Regions from separate parts of the Mus musculus genome. Here region 2 is linked to region 1. A link is a loop called in an ENCODE intact Hi-C map of the cell type or tissue named here. Cell type or tissue: gastrocnemius. All regions are shown on one strand.

Evidence for each region. Hi-C counts contacts between places; a loop is a spot of excess contacts. Peaks named below come from ENCODE experiments on the same cell type or tissue, not always from the same donor. Only the 100,000 strongest peaks of a DNase experiment are listed, where the experiment ranks them.
Region 2: it touches region 1 in a loop (5-fold over the local background); 17 of 42 quality-filtered maps call a loop at or near these places.

Annotation. Positions count from the first base shown.
Region 1 is chr15:99,313,183-99,321,182 of GRCm38, forward strand. Prpf40b (pre-mRNA processing factor 40B) reads left to right here. Exons shown (of 26, transcript NM_001370635.1): 19 at 1,396-1,512; 20 at 1,661-1,798; 21 at 2,009-2,104; 22 at 2,301-2,387; 23 at 2,541-2,718; 24 at 2,905-2,966; 25 at 3,061-3,198; 26 at 3,279-3,836. The coding sequence ends at 3,371. It overlaps Fmnl3 (formin-like 3), which reads right to left. Exons shown (of 27, transcript NM_011711.2): 21 at 7,854-7,983; 22 at 7,171-7,331; 23 at 6,803-6,904; 24 at 6,380-6,472; 25 at 5,949-6,072; 26 at 5,736-5,835; 27 at 4,030-5,190. The coding sequence ends at 5,744. Among named protein-coding and RNA genes, the nearest start is that of Prpf40b, 22 kb to the left of the region's middle. In gastrocnemius, CTCF peaks have their summits at 3,868 (motif pointing right) and 4,382; DNase peaks (open chromatin) are centred at 3,867, 4,478, 5,757, 5,979 and 1 more place; H3K4me3 peaks cover 4,269 bases; H3K27ac peaks cover 7,723 bases.
Region 2 is chr15:99,466,919-99,474,918 of GRCm38, forward strand. It overlaps Bcdin3d (BCDIN3 domain containing), which reads right to left and starts at 7,812. Exons shown (of 2, transcript NM_029236.2): 1 at 7,538-7,812; 2 at 3,166-4,161. The coding sequence starts at 7,774. The coding sequence ends at 3,541. In gastrocnemius, CTCF peaks have their summits at 2,380 (motif pointing left), 4,320 (motif pointing left) and 7,744; DNase peaks (open chromatin) are centred at 2,359, 2,973, 3,442, 3,742 and 3 more places; H3K4me3 peaks cover 3,030 bases; H3K27ac peaks cover 3,539 bases.

The sequences.
Region 1 (8,000 bases):
CTGCACACATCGCACAGTAGTCTGCTCTTTGGCCCGAAAACCTCTGCGAATTGCGGACAATCCATATATAAGAGATAAATAACAGCTAGAATTTTTTTTTTTTTTACCATTTTGTCAAGTGTCTTGCTTATAACAATCTCTTATTGTTTATTTCTTTTCCTTGTGCTGTGTCTAAGGAATTGAAACCGAGGGAAAGAACCAGTTAGTTAGCTTGAGACGCTAAAAGCAAGATAGAGGGATATTCTAAGTGAAGTGAGCTGTGTGCTCCTGGGGAGGAGAGTGAAGAAGATGTAGTCCAAGCCTTCCCAGGGGAAGGCCCGTACTAGGGAGATAAGGGCTGCCACGCAAGCACAAGGACCTGTGCTTGAGTCCTCAGCACCTACATAAAATCTGGGTATGCTTGCAACCCCAGCCTTGAGGCATGGCAGAGACATGATCCTGGCCTGATAGTTTAACAAAAACAGAAGGCTTCAGCTTCAGTGAGACTGAGGTTTCAAGGGAGGGAGACAGAGCTGTATACCCAGAGTCCTCTGGTTGTGACCTCACTCATAGAAAGGATGTGTTCAGGAAGGGCTGAGCCTTGACAGAGAAAAGACTCCTGGGAAAAAGCAATGTATACTCCTGCCATCAGCAGGCAGGAAGACTGGAGGAAGCCAGCTGTGTGAAAGGACAGGCAAGCTGGCCTGTGACACAGAATTCCATTTACCTATCAGCTTGGCCAAGTGAGATTCCTCTCCTGCACCTTAACTTCACTAGCACATGGAGGCTTTTTGGTGAGAAATACAGAACCTGGCTGTGTACTTAAGACAATGAACATGATTTAAATATTGATGGAGAGCTATACACTTGATGGCCAACATCTCTTCCTGGACCTATGCATTCAGGGTAGGTGTAGTGGCTGAAAGCAGATTTGGGATTTAGACCTGGGATATGTTAGAATAAGTGATTTCATTTTTCTGGTCTGCATAAAATTAGAAGACTGACCTAGTATGAGAGGATTAGTGGAGAAACGTGTCAAGCACTCAGCAGAGAACCTACTACCCAGTAAGCACCCAGAACATGAGGCAAAGGGTATAGACCAGATGTTAAGCATGCATGGCAGCTTCCATGAGCAGCAGGAAGGCCCAGCTGTGGCCAGAGGAACAAAGACCTAATTGTAATAACTCAGTCATCTATCAAGACGGAAGACACTTGCTGACTCTTTTGGCTCCATATGAATCCACACAGGTCGGATGGGGCCAGTAAGATGAAGACTTAGCATGGTTTCTAAGGTGTGTCACAAGTCTTATGGATCCTATTTGAGGGCAGAGGCCAGGCTTGAACACCTTGCAGCCTGATCCCTTTTGCCCACTGGCCTGTGGTGCCCCTGGCCTTCACACACTGCTGTGCCCACAGGATCGGGGCTTCTGTGTGGAGGTGAACACAGCATTTGAGGACTTCGCCCACGTCATAAGCTTTGACAAGAGGGCTGCTGCGCTGGACGCAGGCAACATCAAGCTGACCTTCAATAGTGTGAGGGGACGGGCAAGCCTGGGTGGTCCTCTCACTTACCCCAATGTCTTGTTCCTCCTAACTGCCCTGCTGATTATCTTGGGTTTGGGACACATCTTCCTACCTCTTAAGGTACCCCTGACCCTATTCTGTTTCCCTTTGCCTTCAGCTGCTGGAAAAAGCAGAGGCACGGGAGAGGGAACGGGAAAAGGAGGAGGCCCGAAGGATGCGGCGCAGAGAAGCTGCCTTTCGAAGCATGCTGAGGCAGGCCGTGCCTGCTCTGGAGCTGGGCACTGCCTGGGAAGAGGTCAGAAGCACAGCCTGGCCCCAATCACCCTCAGGCCTGAGGGCAGCGGAGCTTCTCCACCACTGAGGGCCCACCCCAGTCACAGCACAAGCCCTGGGCCAGCTCCAGTTCCCTTCCTTCCTCTGCCCCAGCCCTGCCCAGTTCTCGTGGCGGTGTCCAAGCTGGTCCAGGCAGGGCCTGGTCTGATCAGCAGTGCTCTCCCCGTTCAAGGTCCGTGAGCGCTTTGTGTGCGACTCAGCCTTTGAGCAGATCACCCTGGAGTCGGAGCGGATCCGGCTCTTCCGAGAGTTCCTGCAGGTGTTGGAGGTAAGGCACTTGGCCACCCTGATCTATGTATCTTTGAACTCTAGGCTTGCATGAGACCTTCAATAGCTTGTCACCGTAAAGGCTCTTTTACCTGCCCAGCTAAAGAAGGGAAGGACTGAGGGTGCCCTAGAATAGACAGAGGGCCCTAGCTGAGACAGGAAGGCAAGGTTCTCACCTCTCCCTCTGCCTCTAGCAGACTGAATGCCAGCACCTCCACACCAAAGGCCGAAAGCATGGCAGAAAGGGCAAGAAACACCATCGCAAGCGTTCACACTCACCCTCAGTGAGTCGGCAGGTAGAGGGACATGGGTGAGGCTGGACTGTTTCATACAAATTAAACACCTCTCCCCATACATTACCTCCTTGGCTCTGAACTCCCTGTCCCCAGTTCCTAGATGAGGGCTTCTGGGCTGACCAGTATTACTCCTCTGCCTAGGGCTCTGAGTCAGATGAAGAGGAGCTGCCCCCACCATCCCTCCGGCCCCCCAAGCGGAGGAGGCGGAACCCCTCAGAATCTGGCTCTGAGCCCTCCTCCTCACTTGATTCAGTTGAAAGTGGGGGTGCTGCTCTTGGAGGACCAGGCTCCCCATCTTCCCACCTTCTTCTTGGGTCAGGTAAGCAGTTTCTAGGAGCCCGGGAACTAGAGTGCTGGGATAGAGGCACAGCAAATCCCAGACCGCTGAGGGCTGACTGGGATGGGAGGGCCTCACTGTGGAGCAAGACTTCCTATCTCTGCCCAGGCAAGGAGCTGCCTTCTCCCGATGGGACTCAGCGTAGATTTTTTTTTTTAAACCCTATAGATCATGGTCTTCGGAAAACCAAGAAACCAAAAAAGAAAACCAAGAAAAGAAGACACAAGTCGGTGAGTGGAGGAGTCGTCTTGAGATTCTGCAGTCATGTCACCTGCCTCCCAGCTGTGCCGCTCAACTGCTGAGATGGGCTCTGAACTCTTACAGACCAGTCCTGACAGTGAGACGGACCCCGAAGACAAAGCTGGTAAGGAGAGTGAAGACAGAGAACAGGAACAGGACAGGGAACCCCGGCAGGCAGAGCTCCCTAACCGTTCCCCAGGCTTCGGAATCAAGAAGGAGAAGGTGAATGGGAGGACCTGGCTTTCGCCCCAGCCTGTGACACAGACTAGGGGGCTCAGGTAAGTCACACCTTTGCTCAACAGACAGGCTGGGACACGTCAGAAAGCGAGCTGAGTGAGGGGGAGCTGGAGAGGCGAAGGCGGACACTCCTACAGCAGCTGGACGACCACCAATGACCCCACGAGCTACTTTCTGCCTTGGACTTCGTGAGGCAGTGGCTCCAGGGTCGCCTCAGCATCTGCCTCAGACTCCTTCGTCTTGTCTGGTCTGTGTCCACTTTTCCTAAAGTAACCCACCCCCAACACACTACTGTTAGCACCTCTCAAGGTTGCTTTTGGTGTTCAAGGGTCCCCTAGTTCTCAGACTAGTGCAGTCCTTGCCCTCAGCCCCAGACCAGAGATGGGCAGTCTATACCACGGGGTGGGTGATGCCAGTAGATAGTGTGAGAAGGGGTCTCCAGGAAAGAGACAGGCTGCTTGGACACAGCCTGGGTGGCCGAGGGCAGGGTCCTCACCCTCTAGCATCAGTGCCTGCTCTTGCCTGACCTGGCCCTGGGGCTCCACCACTACTTCCTCTCCCCTGGGACCCGATGTATGTGTTCTGTTTTGTTTTTTAAATAATATTTATAACATGATCTACAACTCCTTTGTCCTCTTCATGTACTATCCACTGGGGACCAGCAGAGGGCACTCCAGTTCTGACAGCTTCCTCCCTGTGTTTAAAGCCCAGCCAGGCTTCCCCTGCCATCTAGGCTCATCACTCCTGAAATGGAGGAAAACACTTCCCACCCAAACTCATATCCTCATGGCCACTCTGACAAAGAGAAGACAGCTTGGTGCAAGACTTTGTTGAGAGGTCTGGGATTTATGTACAAGAAAGGAAAAGATACATATACAAAACAAAGTGCCCCTGCATTCCCTTCCAGGGTCAGAGCCCAGTAGGGAATTGAGCAAATAGTCTGTGAAGATCCTCTGTTGCCTGTTCCTGGGCCAGAGTCCACCTAGCTGAGGAAAGGTGAGATTGCGGCACATCCTTCCTCTAGCAGTCTTGGAGCTGGGACAGACAGTGCCTCTGCTCTTCAATCAGTGGGAAGACAGCAGGCAGGGTGGGGTCCAAGCCCTTCCTTGCATTGTTTGGAGCAGGAAGTGCCCATCCAGAGGGAGACCGCCAGGGGTCAGCTGCTCCCACTGCCACCCACTCTGCATGTTAAGTGTTAGCCCTTCTTTTTCCACTTTTGAAAGCCACAGGTCTTCCTCCACAATCCTTTGGTTTTAAGGAAGTGGAGCAGGAGGCAATGCAGGACAGCAGCTGGCTCAGGAAGCCAAGAAGATGGGTGCCAAGGTGGGTGGGACATGGGTCTAGGAGAGCAGAACAGCAACAAAAGAACCCTGAAGACGCAGGCAGCCAGTGGGCCTGCCATTGCTCCTCTGTCCCTTTTTACTAGGGCTCAGCAGAGTGGGCCCAGGCAAAGATTATCCAATATTGGCAGAGTCCAGGGATCCATTAGTGTGGATACTCTCTAAACCAGAGCTGACTGTGGGATTGCAAAGGCGGGGTGGGGGGACCCGTATTTCTTCTTGGATGTACTTCCTCCTCTAGGATCCCACTAGACCCTGGGAAGAGGGGGGCTGTGTACCCTCGTGTGCTGAAGCCGGAAGTGGTTTTTCCCAGCCCTGAACTGACCCTTCAGGAAATGAAGTTGAAGACTTGGGGCAAAGTGCACTATGGGGGGCACTAGGGAAATGTCAGACCCCTATAGACCTAGTGCCCACAGTGGCACAGGGACGAGCCAGCCTCAGCTGGAGCAGCAGGAGCTTGAACAACACAGCCTTCTGCTGGGCCCTGGGCCCACTGTCCAGATCTGCAGGACTCTGAGAATTAAGGTACTTCTGCCTCCAGGAGGATCTCAGTGGGGACCTGGAGCTCGAGGAGGGCCACTGGGTGGTACAGCACTCCTGACTTGACTGTGAACGACCATGCGTTGGTGGTTAAAGCCTGTGGGGAAAACAAGCGCATGAACAGTGACTAGGCAGGGACACCGAGCAAGACAGCACCTGAGGAAGAAGTCAGCCATGAAAAGGTCAGGGAAGCTCTTAGAGGAAGGCTTGAGAGCCAGCTAGAAAAACTGCTGGAACGATTCTCAGAGGGTAGCATAGGAAACTAAAGGCCACCCAGGAAAATATTAAGCCAAACTAGATGTCAAGAAGCAGAGGTTAGGGACATCTATCCCTGAGTAGGAGCTACTAGAACTCTTAGGGGAGACCAGGACCCAAGCAAGATACTTTGGGTCTATGACTGGAGCCTCAGTCATCCAAAGCATTAGGTCTTGCCTGCTCTGGCCTAGCTCCTAACCCTGGCCCAGAGACACCTTAACCCTTGGATCTTAGTAGCTAGGACAGTATTAGTGGGAGGACCCATGCAGGGATAAGCTGTGTTTCTCAGAGCATGCAGCATGCAAAGTCTGTGTCTCCATCACTGGGAGGATGCTACCAGAAGATGACTCCAAGGCATGCAGAGAGGGCAGCTAGAGTGCCCAGTACCTGTCAGGCTAACAGTTTGACTCGTCATGGTGGGCTGCATCACAGAAGAAACGTGAGCCCCGCTTGGCAGTACGTGCCGTGAAAGGGACACTCTTCAACACTACGGCCCAGGAGAGACAGTGATCAGGTCTTATGGGAAAACAGACTAGGAAGCAGGACCAAAGGGAATTAGGTCAGGCTCTGGGAATTGGGCCCAGTGGACAAACGTCCCACCTGTGATGATGTCCTCAATGGTACCATCCTTCCCCTCGTAAACAGGCCGGTGTTCCTTAGCTTGGCGCCGCCTCAGCTCTGCAATTAGCTCCTGCTGTTGCCATTTGTTCCGCTGGGATGGAGTCTAAGCCAGATATTACAAGGGGAAGGAAGTCATCACTAACCCAAAAGCAACTGGTTCCTGTCCCAAGATGTAGGCTGAAGATGACCCTGCTGAGAGTAACCCTGTGTCCTGTCCATCGGTGTCTACCCCTCCCTCTAGACTCACGCTGTCAGCCACTCCAAGGGAGGGAGGGAGACAGACACAGAGAGTGTGTGTGTGTGTGTGTGTGTGTCTTGGTTCTCCATGTCCTTCCTTGCTCCTTGCTCCCTGCTCCCTGAATCCTCAATTCTCTGTCCTGTCTTCCAGACCAGCTCTTGGTCCCACCCACCTTGGCATCCAGCTTCTTGGCTTCCTGAGCCAGCTGCTTCTCCCGCATTACCTCCTCTTGTTTCTTGCGAGCTTCATTCTCTTGTTCTGCTTCCTTAGATAGGACCAAGAGAGGGGAAGGAGCTTGAGGTTTTCACAGGCTGGAAGGGAGGGCCTGACACTAAGCATGAAGGGTGGGTGGCAGTGGGACCAGCTAACCCCAGGTGGCCACTCTCTGGAGGGGTACTTCCTGCTCTGAACAATGAAAGGAAGGGCCTGGGCCCCCACCCTGCCCACCAGTCCACAGTTTAGAGGCCTGTCGCCAGCTTCCATGGTTCCTTCCCTAGACCTTAGGAACTGGAAAAGTCTCAGACTTGAAGCCCAGGCTCGCTCTTGACTAATCATCTTCTACCAGCATAACTCCTGAAACGTTTCTTCAACTTACCTTGTAAGAACGAATGAATCGGACAAATACTGGGAAAAACACAGAAGGAGGTGTGGTCTTGGGACTCTCACCAAAGTAGCGCACAACTGCATTGTAGGCCTCCTGAGTAAGTAAAGGGCAGACAGAGGGGTCATCCCAGTGGGGAGGAGGCCCACAGAAAGCAAAGCCTGCTGCCAGGAGAGGAAAGCCAGTTACCCAAGCCCCTCCTAAGTCATAGCTTCAGACATGGATATCTGCTATCTTTAAAGTCCCTTGTTACTACCCCCTCACCTGCCCACACTGCTGGCCAAGAGTTGGATGCCTACCTCAAGTGGCCACTGTGCTGGCTTTAGATGTTTGTTTCCCCCCCACCCCAGTTCCTCACTCACCTCGGCAGTCTTGGCATCACGCTGGAGCTTGTCCAGTTTGCCTTCATTGGTACTAAGGAAGTTTCGAAGGACGCTGTTGTCATGAATGCTGCATTCCCGCCGAATCAGCTCCATTCCCCGGCCCAGCTCTTTCACGTCTAGCAGCACGTTCTCCAGGGACACTGTTTACCAAGAGCCTGGCTGAGGCTTACCCAGGCCTACAGCACATTTGTCCCACCATGTCCCCTTGGCATAGACTTCAGGGATGTACATGTAGAGAAGTCTGTGTCAAGCAGGCTGGGCTCTCTCGGGCAGTAGGAGGGAATGGAGAGAGTTCATGGGCCCAAAGAACAAGGTAGCAAAGGAAGGAAAACCAGAGACAGCTAGTCCCCGTCCCCCGTCCTGTCCCCGTCCCCCCACCCCCCCCACCACCCGGGCAGGACAGAAACAGTAGTACTGTGTATCTGTCTGTAGGGGGCTTTACAGGTTTTCTAATCACATCACAGACATGATTAGAGAACTACACTCTCTGGGCCAGGCTAAGGGAAACCTGATCCTACTTGAGCACATGGAAGGCTCACTCTCTTTGGGGTTGCCCCTGCTCATAGATTTAGTAGTGAGAAAGAAGATAGCAAAAGCCAGAAATGGACCGGGTGTTCCTCCTGTTCAGCTTCCTGGGATCGTCTTGAAGAGGGCACCCTCACCTGCTGCAGCCTTCTCCACAAAGTGCAGCTCCTGCCAGAAGTTAGCCAGTTCCGGGTATTTCTCCTTCACCGTCAAGGCAATGAAGTGCAGCAGGGTCATCTTTCGGTCCGTGGACTTGGTGTCCAGCAGCTGAAAGGGAGAGGTGG
Region 2 (8,000 bases), 150 kb after region 1:
TTTGGATACAGGGTCTGGATGGACACAGTGTGGGCTGGCCTGGAGCTCATGCTGTCCCCAGACTCAGCCTCCCAAGTGCTGAGGTCACACCCAGCTCATGATTTTGTAAATGTTAAAGTATATCCAGGCTCATTTTCTCTGTCTGTCGTGAGCCCTAAAAAGGTTCAATGTACTTGGTGCAGGGGCCTTAGTTATGCTGGTTTGACATAAAGATGACATTGTCATGGTCTTCGAGGCTCTCCTGGGGGATTGAACAGTCACTGTCTACTTGGTTCCAGGGCCTCATCTTTATGAGCACTAATTGCACATTTTTAAAAATATTATTTATTTATTATATGTAAGTACACTATAGCTGTCTTAGACACTCCAGAAGAGGCATCCAATTTCGTTACAGATGGTTGTGAGCCACCATGTGGTTGCTGGGATTTGAACTTAGGACCTTTGGAAGAGCAGTCGGTGCTCTTAACCCCTGAGCCATCTCTCCAGCCCCCCCTAATTGCACATTTTCTTCTGGCAGCCACACGGACTGTAATGAAGTTCAACAAATGGTTCCTCCTACCCAACTATTCAGTAGCTCGCCACTAGCAAACAGGTTGGACTCAGACCTGAAGGCTTTCATGGTTGACTTGTTCTCAATTGCACGTGTGGAGGTGTAGCCCCTGCATATCCTTTGGTCACTGGGGCCATTTTCTGCCATTGGGTTGTTTGGGACATCTGCGCATGGTGGCACATGCTTTTAATCCCAGCGCTCTGGAGGCAGAAGCAGTGGAGTGGATCTCTGTGGGTTGGGGTCCAGTCTGGCCTAAAGTCAGTTCCAGGACAGCCAGGGCTACAGAAACAAAGCCAAAACCAAAACAGTTGTTTGGACCTGGCTCCATTTGAGACCTTTTGAGCCAGTCCTGCAGTAAGCAGCTCCTATGAGTACTGTTTTCTCTCTGTAACAAATCACTAGCTTGCTTTGAAACAATGTAGCTTACGTTTACAATCCCAGCCAGAAACGGAGGATTACAGTATCTGTGCTGAGTGCCTTCTAGAGAATCAGGAGGGATGTGTTCCCTTGTCTGCATTCCTCAGTTTGCAGTCCTTCCTCGTTACCATCCAAACTTCTGTTACTACAACTACTGTGGCTAGATCTCCTTCTGCCTCCCTTTTAAAAGAGATCCCAGCTACCCGCCCTGTCTCAGGATCTTTAATTACATCGTCAAAGCCCCTTCTGCTGTCGGGATGGTATGAGGGAGTCAGTTATACAGCCTGTCATGGTGTTAAATATAGCCGCTGCACAGCCTTGGTGAAGGGTGAAGAGAGCTGGGCAGAGCCACAAGGTGCAGAGAACATGGAGACTTAGCTCTGTCTCCCACTGCAATCAATCTGAGACCGCCCAACGCTGGCCTCTTTTCCCATCCTTCCATTCCCACTGTCTCCTAACCCTGATTTAAAATGTTTGGTGGCCCTCAAACTGAACATGGCAACACTTCCTTATCCTGGGGGAAAAAAAAAGGTAATTCAGTAAGATTTGCATTTTTTTTTTGCGGTTCTCCTGTCTGTCTTAACTAAGCACGCGGTTTCGGCCTGTGCCGTGTTGACCGAGCACCGTCACCAAGTAACAGCACCCTTGTTCTTGGTTAATGCATTCTTCCATAAAGTTCTTGCTTATCCTTCAGCTCTTCTGGGCTTAGGAAGGGGAGGGCGCTGTCTCGGTTGTAAAAGTATGCGTGAGGGCAGGCAAGAGACAGATCAGAAGGAAGTACCGCCACACGGACAGACAGATGGACGCTGTGAACGGGATTTACACGCTACTGAAGGATTTGCTGGGCTTTGCGCCTCTTTCAGCATGGGGAGTGTAAAGATGCCAACTGAAGTTCCTAGGGTGTGCAATAAATAAATGCCACAGTGGGGCCGAGGTTAGGCGTGGAAGTGGGGTTAGTTTGCTTTTGGGATGTGAGGTGATATATCATTAAGATGCCTAATAACTACTTCAGAGGGAATTATGATTACAGAACAGGAAAATATTGGCCCAGAACCCTGGGAGTGGGCTACCAGTATATTTAGGAGCCAGTAGGGTGTAGATACATGAAATGATCAGAAATAGAAGGCCTTTCTCCAGGAGGCTAGACAGAATCCTAAGCTGTCAAAAGTATTGTCTCGTCCACTTGTGTCAGAATCAAGATGCTTGCTAAAAACAGGACCTTCACTGTGAATGTACTTAATGCCATAGGACTGTATACTTAAAAATGGCCAGCATGCGGGCTGGAGAGATGGCTCAGTAGCCAACAGCACTGGCTGCTCTTGAAGGATCAGGAGTACAAGAACCCACGTGGTAGTGACTCACAGCCATCTGTTAACTCCGGTCCCAGGGAATCTGATGCCCTCTTCTGGTCTCTTTGGGAACTGCATGCACATGGAGCATAGATATTCATACAGGCAAAACAAAATACACAGGAAATATATAAACTAAGACAGCCAAGGCTACATAGATACCTTGTCTTAAAAGACAAACAAATAAACAAAAAGTCCCCAAAAATCATAAAAAGGAAAACACAATAGAATCAGGCTGGGGATGCAGCCCACTGGCAGAGTGATTGCAGAGTGTCTGCAGGGTCCAGCCCTGTGCCTGATCCTTAGTCCCTGAAAATCAGAGAGGGGGAGGGGGAAAGAGAGAAGGAAAATGAGATTACTGAGCTGTACTGCAGACCCAAATTGCTATCTACCTCAGGGTTCATAATTTAAATTTTACTTTATTGTGGGGGATGAGAAGACTAGGGATCAAATTTTGCAAGAATTTGGTAAATACTCTGCGATTAAGCTTTACCCAAGCCATAAATATCTGTTGTCATTACTTTCTATTTTATTTTATTTAAAGACAGGGACTCATGTAGCCCAGGCTGGCCTTAAACTCCTGATCCTCCTGCCCCTGCCTGCCAAGTGCCTAGATTACAGGCATCCACCACTACGCCCAGCTTCTAGTATCTGTAAGTACTGTGCCAAGGCCTGTCTGGCTCTAGATATCTGCTTGACTGGCCATTTCCTGTAGCCAGGCCAGCACCTCATTATACACGAAGATCTCATTGTGAGGCTTTACCTCAAGGCAGGTCCTGTATCCCCAGAAAATGCCAGAAGAAACCAGATCAGATTTTAAGGAGAGCAAAGAAACGACACAGCCTTTTTCGTTCTTTCTTTTTTTAATAAATAACCCCTTAGAGCTGGAGATGAGGTTTGGTGTTAGACTCGCTGCCGAGCACACCCGATACCCTAATGCTTCTCAGGAAACAAATCAACTTCCCAAAGAGCAGTTTCACTCCTCAAGAACATACTCTCCGTCCAGCTGCCTCGTTCACTGTCCCGCGAACTCATTCCCGTGGGAGCTATTCCAAACAACAGGGAACACGGACTGTGCCTTTCAGCCGCTTGCTTCAGACACTTTGCCAAAAGCCCCTGCCAGGTCTCAAGGCTGCCTGATGTCTCTGGGATCCAAACTCGATTCTCCGTGTTAAAGCTCCACGGTATCTCTTTACTGGTGTGTGTCCCGTGGCCTTCGGAATCTTAATCTGTCCGTGTCTCTTTTGTTGACGATTCGGGGATTGCCTGAGTCTCGTGGGTGTGCTTTGCTCTGAAGAGCAGAAGGCTTCGGTCCCAACTGGTGTTGCCGAAACAGCACGCTAACTCCATCCCGTGGTCCTGCGTCAAGATCCGCACGATCTGCTTGGCCATGTCACCTCGGATGGCCAGCGAGCGGAAGTGATCAAAACTGTGGAGTCCCAGCTTGCGCAGGCGCCTTGCAGCTGCCCGGTAACACTTCCAGGGTTGTGGCTCCACGAGGAGGTAGCTGCAGAGAGAGGAGACGTGGGCCAGGAACTCGCACAGACCACGGTCCCCGTGGTTCAGATGAATCCACATGGTTACTGACATGCAGAAGACCATGTCAAAAACGGAACGCCCAAACTGGCTCAAGAAAGAACTCAAGGGAACCTTCCTGCTCTCTTGATCCATGATGTCCAGGGTGATAAAGGTCAAAGCCTCAGGGAAGGGACAGTCTCTTTCAGCCCTCTCCACAAGGACTGGATCTATATCACAGCAGAGGATGCGGAGTTCTCTGGATGCACCGGAGCAGGTCTCCCCATCGCGAGGGGAAAGGAAATGTTTGTACAGAGCCACACTCAGATCCTAGAGGAATCCAAAAGAGCCTTGTCATTGCAGCTCTCTAACAGTGCGTGGAAAAGAAACCTCTCATCCTTTGAGACCGCCACTGACCTCTGCCTGTACCGGAAGTGAGGCTCTTAACATAATAATCTAGAGAGGATATTTTTTTTCATGAGCAGACTCTTAGCGCCCCCTAGGGGCTGCGAGCTATAATGCACCCACCCTGTACCCTACATTCAGTTTTTACCTTTTCTTTTTCTTCCTTCCTTCCTTCCTTTCTTTTTAAATCAGTCTTAAGTGGCTCAACTCAAACTCATGTAGCCGAGGATAGCCCTGAACTCCTGATTTCCCTACCCGTGCCTGGCTACCTGGACCCTGACCCTGACAACAGATTGAGTTGTACAGTTGAAAGTTATAAACCAAACGATATGACAAAGGCCAGCAAAGAGCTCAGGGCAGTGTTTCCCAGCTTAAACAATATATTGGCATATTCTATTCATTATCCCTTTCTGGGTGTCTCATATCCAAAGGAAAGTACTCCGGAAGTGTGAGTGGTGTCCCTCGTCGGGAAGCTGGGGAATAAAGCAGTACCTGGTAAAAACCTGTTTTCTCGGAGTCGGCAAAGTCTGGGCTCTAGGAAGCTCTCACCCGGCCTTGCCTCTACCGTGTGAGCTTGCACCGCCTCCTGAAACCGCCTCTGCCTTTGAAGCCACCACTCTTAAAAGTCTCTGTGAGTCTTTCTAGCCGGGAGTGTGATGATCTGATCTGGCCACCCATCTTAGCACGCTTCTGACTCTCAAACGAGACACCACCTCTTCCCTCTAACTGTAACTAATTCAAACACGTGGTTTTGTGCAGTCTCTGTCACCTCTGCAACTTCTCACGCGGGTGAAGAACACACATGGCGGGAACCACTCGGCTGTTCAAGTGTGAACGAGTCATTCATTCATGGCAACGGGGTATTAGCAATAACAGCATAAAACTGAGGAGCTTGGCTTGATACACCCAAGTAGTGGTGGCACACGCCTTTAATCCCAGCACTTGGGAGGCAGAGGCAGGCGGATTTCTGAGTTCGAGGCCAGCCTGGTCTACAGAGTGAGTTCCAGGACTACACAGACAAACTCTGTCTCAAAAAACAACAACAAAAAAAAAAACCAAAAACTTTCAAAGACATACTGCTGAAGAGGAAAATCAAGTAGATGGCAAGTTTCCTCCTTTTTTGTTTTTTGTTTTTGTTTTTTAAATAAGTCTATGTAGACCAGACTGGTCTCTTAACAGTTTGGGATCTCCCAGCTTCAGCCTCCCAAATGCTGGTATTACTGTCAGACAAGTTTTCCTTTATACAAAATCCCAAAGTGGGAAAATTAAACCATATTGTTTAGGGTTAGAAAATGAGTAAGATTTAAAAAAATAAAAATAAATTTAAAAAATAAATTTAAAAATAAATTTAAAAAGAAAATGAGAATTATATAAACAAAAGCAAGACAATAACAGGCTAACTGTTGCCTGTGGGTGAAAGGGGCTTTTAAAATAGGAAACGACATATAAAGGTTTTTGGGGGCTGACGATGAGAGTGATCACAACGGTGTTTGCCTTATAACTTGTACAGTACAGACTTATGTTTTATGTACTTTCATGAAAGTATGGAATAATTCACATTAAACTCCACATTTTAAAAATTATGGATCAAGGTTATTTACTTAGTTAGCTAAAGTCACATGGACACTAATAATAAGACTTCGGCTACATAAAGTTCCTTTTATTCAAACCAGGCTTTTCTAACTATTTTTAAAAATTATCTTTTGTATGTGTATGCATGAGTCTTAGTGCTTACACATGCTAATATGTGTACGGATGCCCAGAGGGGCCAGAAGAGGACTTCTGCTCTGCTGAAATTAGAGTTCCAGGTGGTTGTGAGCTGCCCTCAAGGATGCTGGGAATGGAACTTAGGTCCTCTGAAAGAACAGCGCTCTGAAGAATGGAGCTGAGTTCCTAGAACCCCTTCTAACTTAACAATACACAAGTTACCTCCGGGGTCATCTTAAAATACAGATGCTGGCTAAGTAGACGGGGGTGGGGGTGGGGTAGGCTGAGATTCTGTGTGTCTAACAAACTGCACAGTCACACTAACTTTGTTCAAAGTCACAGTTGAAGGCACAAGGACCCACACCACGCCACTAAATTTCCTCCTACCCTGATTTGCTTCCCTCCTATCGGACTCTGTTTTTGAGGCCGGCATGGTCTCCATATTGAGGGCAGAGAGAACTTGTGTAAAACAAAAATGAGTGGATAAATGCGTAAATAAATAAATGTTCAAAAGTAAACTTGAGAACAACTGCCTTAGTCAATTGCAACCGTGTCCTTTCTACTGTGGCTCTGTATATACTGTTTACAATTTTAAAATCTTTTTTTTAAAAATGTTTTTCTTTTCTGTTTTTCTGCTGGTTTCCTATACCACGGTGACACGTTTACAGGGACACACACCCAGCTGGTTACTGTAGTCTATAACCAAAAGCTCTCCTCAACTGAGACCCTCAAAGGTCTTCACCACCCACCAATGTCTCTTTTTTGTCGTTTTTGGAAACATGGTCTTAGTAGCCTAGGCTAGCTTCAGACTTGTGGGAATGCTTGTCTTCTGAGAGCTAGAATTACACGTGGGCAAAAGGTCTATCCCTGGACTCTGGTGATGGAATGTGGAGCGAATGGCGGAGGGTCCTAACCATTTGTAATGTTGGATAAAACTGCCCGCTTCACTGGGACATCCACTAACTAGCTACAAATAGGCGAGACTGTTATTTCCTTATTTTTGCTGCGGTTTGACTCTAATCATTACATGTCTGAAAACACTCTGCGGTGGGAAAGGTGGTTAAGGCTTCCTCCTCTGGCCGGATGATCTATTTTCTTTCTTGATCCCTCTCTACTGTTCACCGTTGTACTCTGTTAGCACAAGTAAATAAGGATCTGGCTCCAGGTCTGTCTTGCACTGTATATCTACAGCCTTAAGTTTCAGCCGTGATTACGTCACCCTGGCTCTTATCTTTTAGGAATCAGGATTCCCAGATTTTTTGGGGGGGGGAAGGGAAGGGGATCCCCGTTCCCCAGCCAAGAAGACCAGCAAAGCAAGAGAGGAGGCAAACGCCGGAAGTCCAGATCAGACGGTCCTCCTCCCCAGCGGTCTGGCGGGAATTTTTGGAATGAGTTGTGGATTGCTCAAAATTCCTCACTCGGCCGTGGGGCCCCAAAGGGAGGGCTGGGACGTGCACGTGTCTGTCAAGGCTATACTTTAAAAGCCCACTCTGGGCTTTGAGTTTTGATGCCACGCCCAGGCCAGCACCACGGAGGACGCGGAGGCTGACCATCGCTGGGCTCCCGGCGCTCCGATCCCTGCCGCGTCACTCACCCCGGAGTTACACCCCACGTCGAGCCCTAGGATCGGCCTCTTCTCGGGACCCTCGGGAGGGAAGAGCTGCCGAAGAAGCTCCGGGGGCAGAAGGCGGAGCCTTTGCTCGGGAGGGTGGAAGCGGGAATAATGAGGGAAATTTCCGAACGGGGCGGCCCCGGGTTCCAGAGCCCCCGGATGCTCTTCCTCCACAGCCTCTCCAACGCCCCCTCTTGACAATGTCCCGTCTGCGGCCATCACGCTCTGTCCCTCGGTTGGGGCGGAACCGGAAGTCTGGAGCCCGCGGAGGGAGGGGGCGAGCGCAGCGCCAGCGCGCATGCGCCTAGGGTAGAGGTCTGAAAGAAGGTGAGTTTAGGTAGGTGAGAAGACCCCAGTGCCTAGTCGGGGCTTTCGGTATCCTATTGGAGGCCGTGATCGTCCCCTCTTACTTAACGGACTTGCCCAACTTGAGTTGAACCTTGGG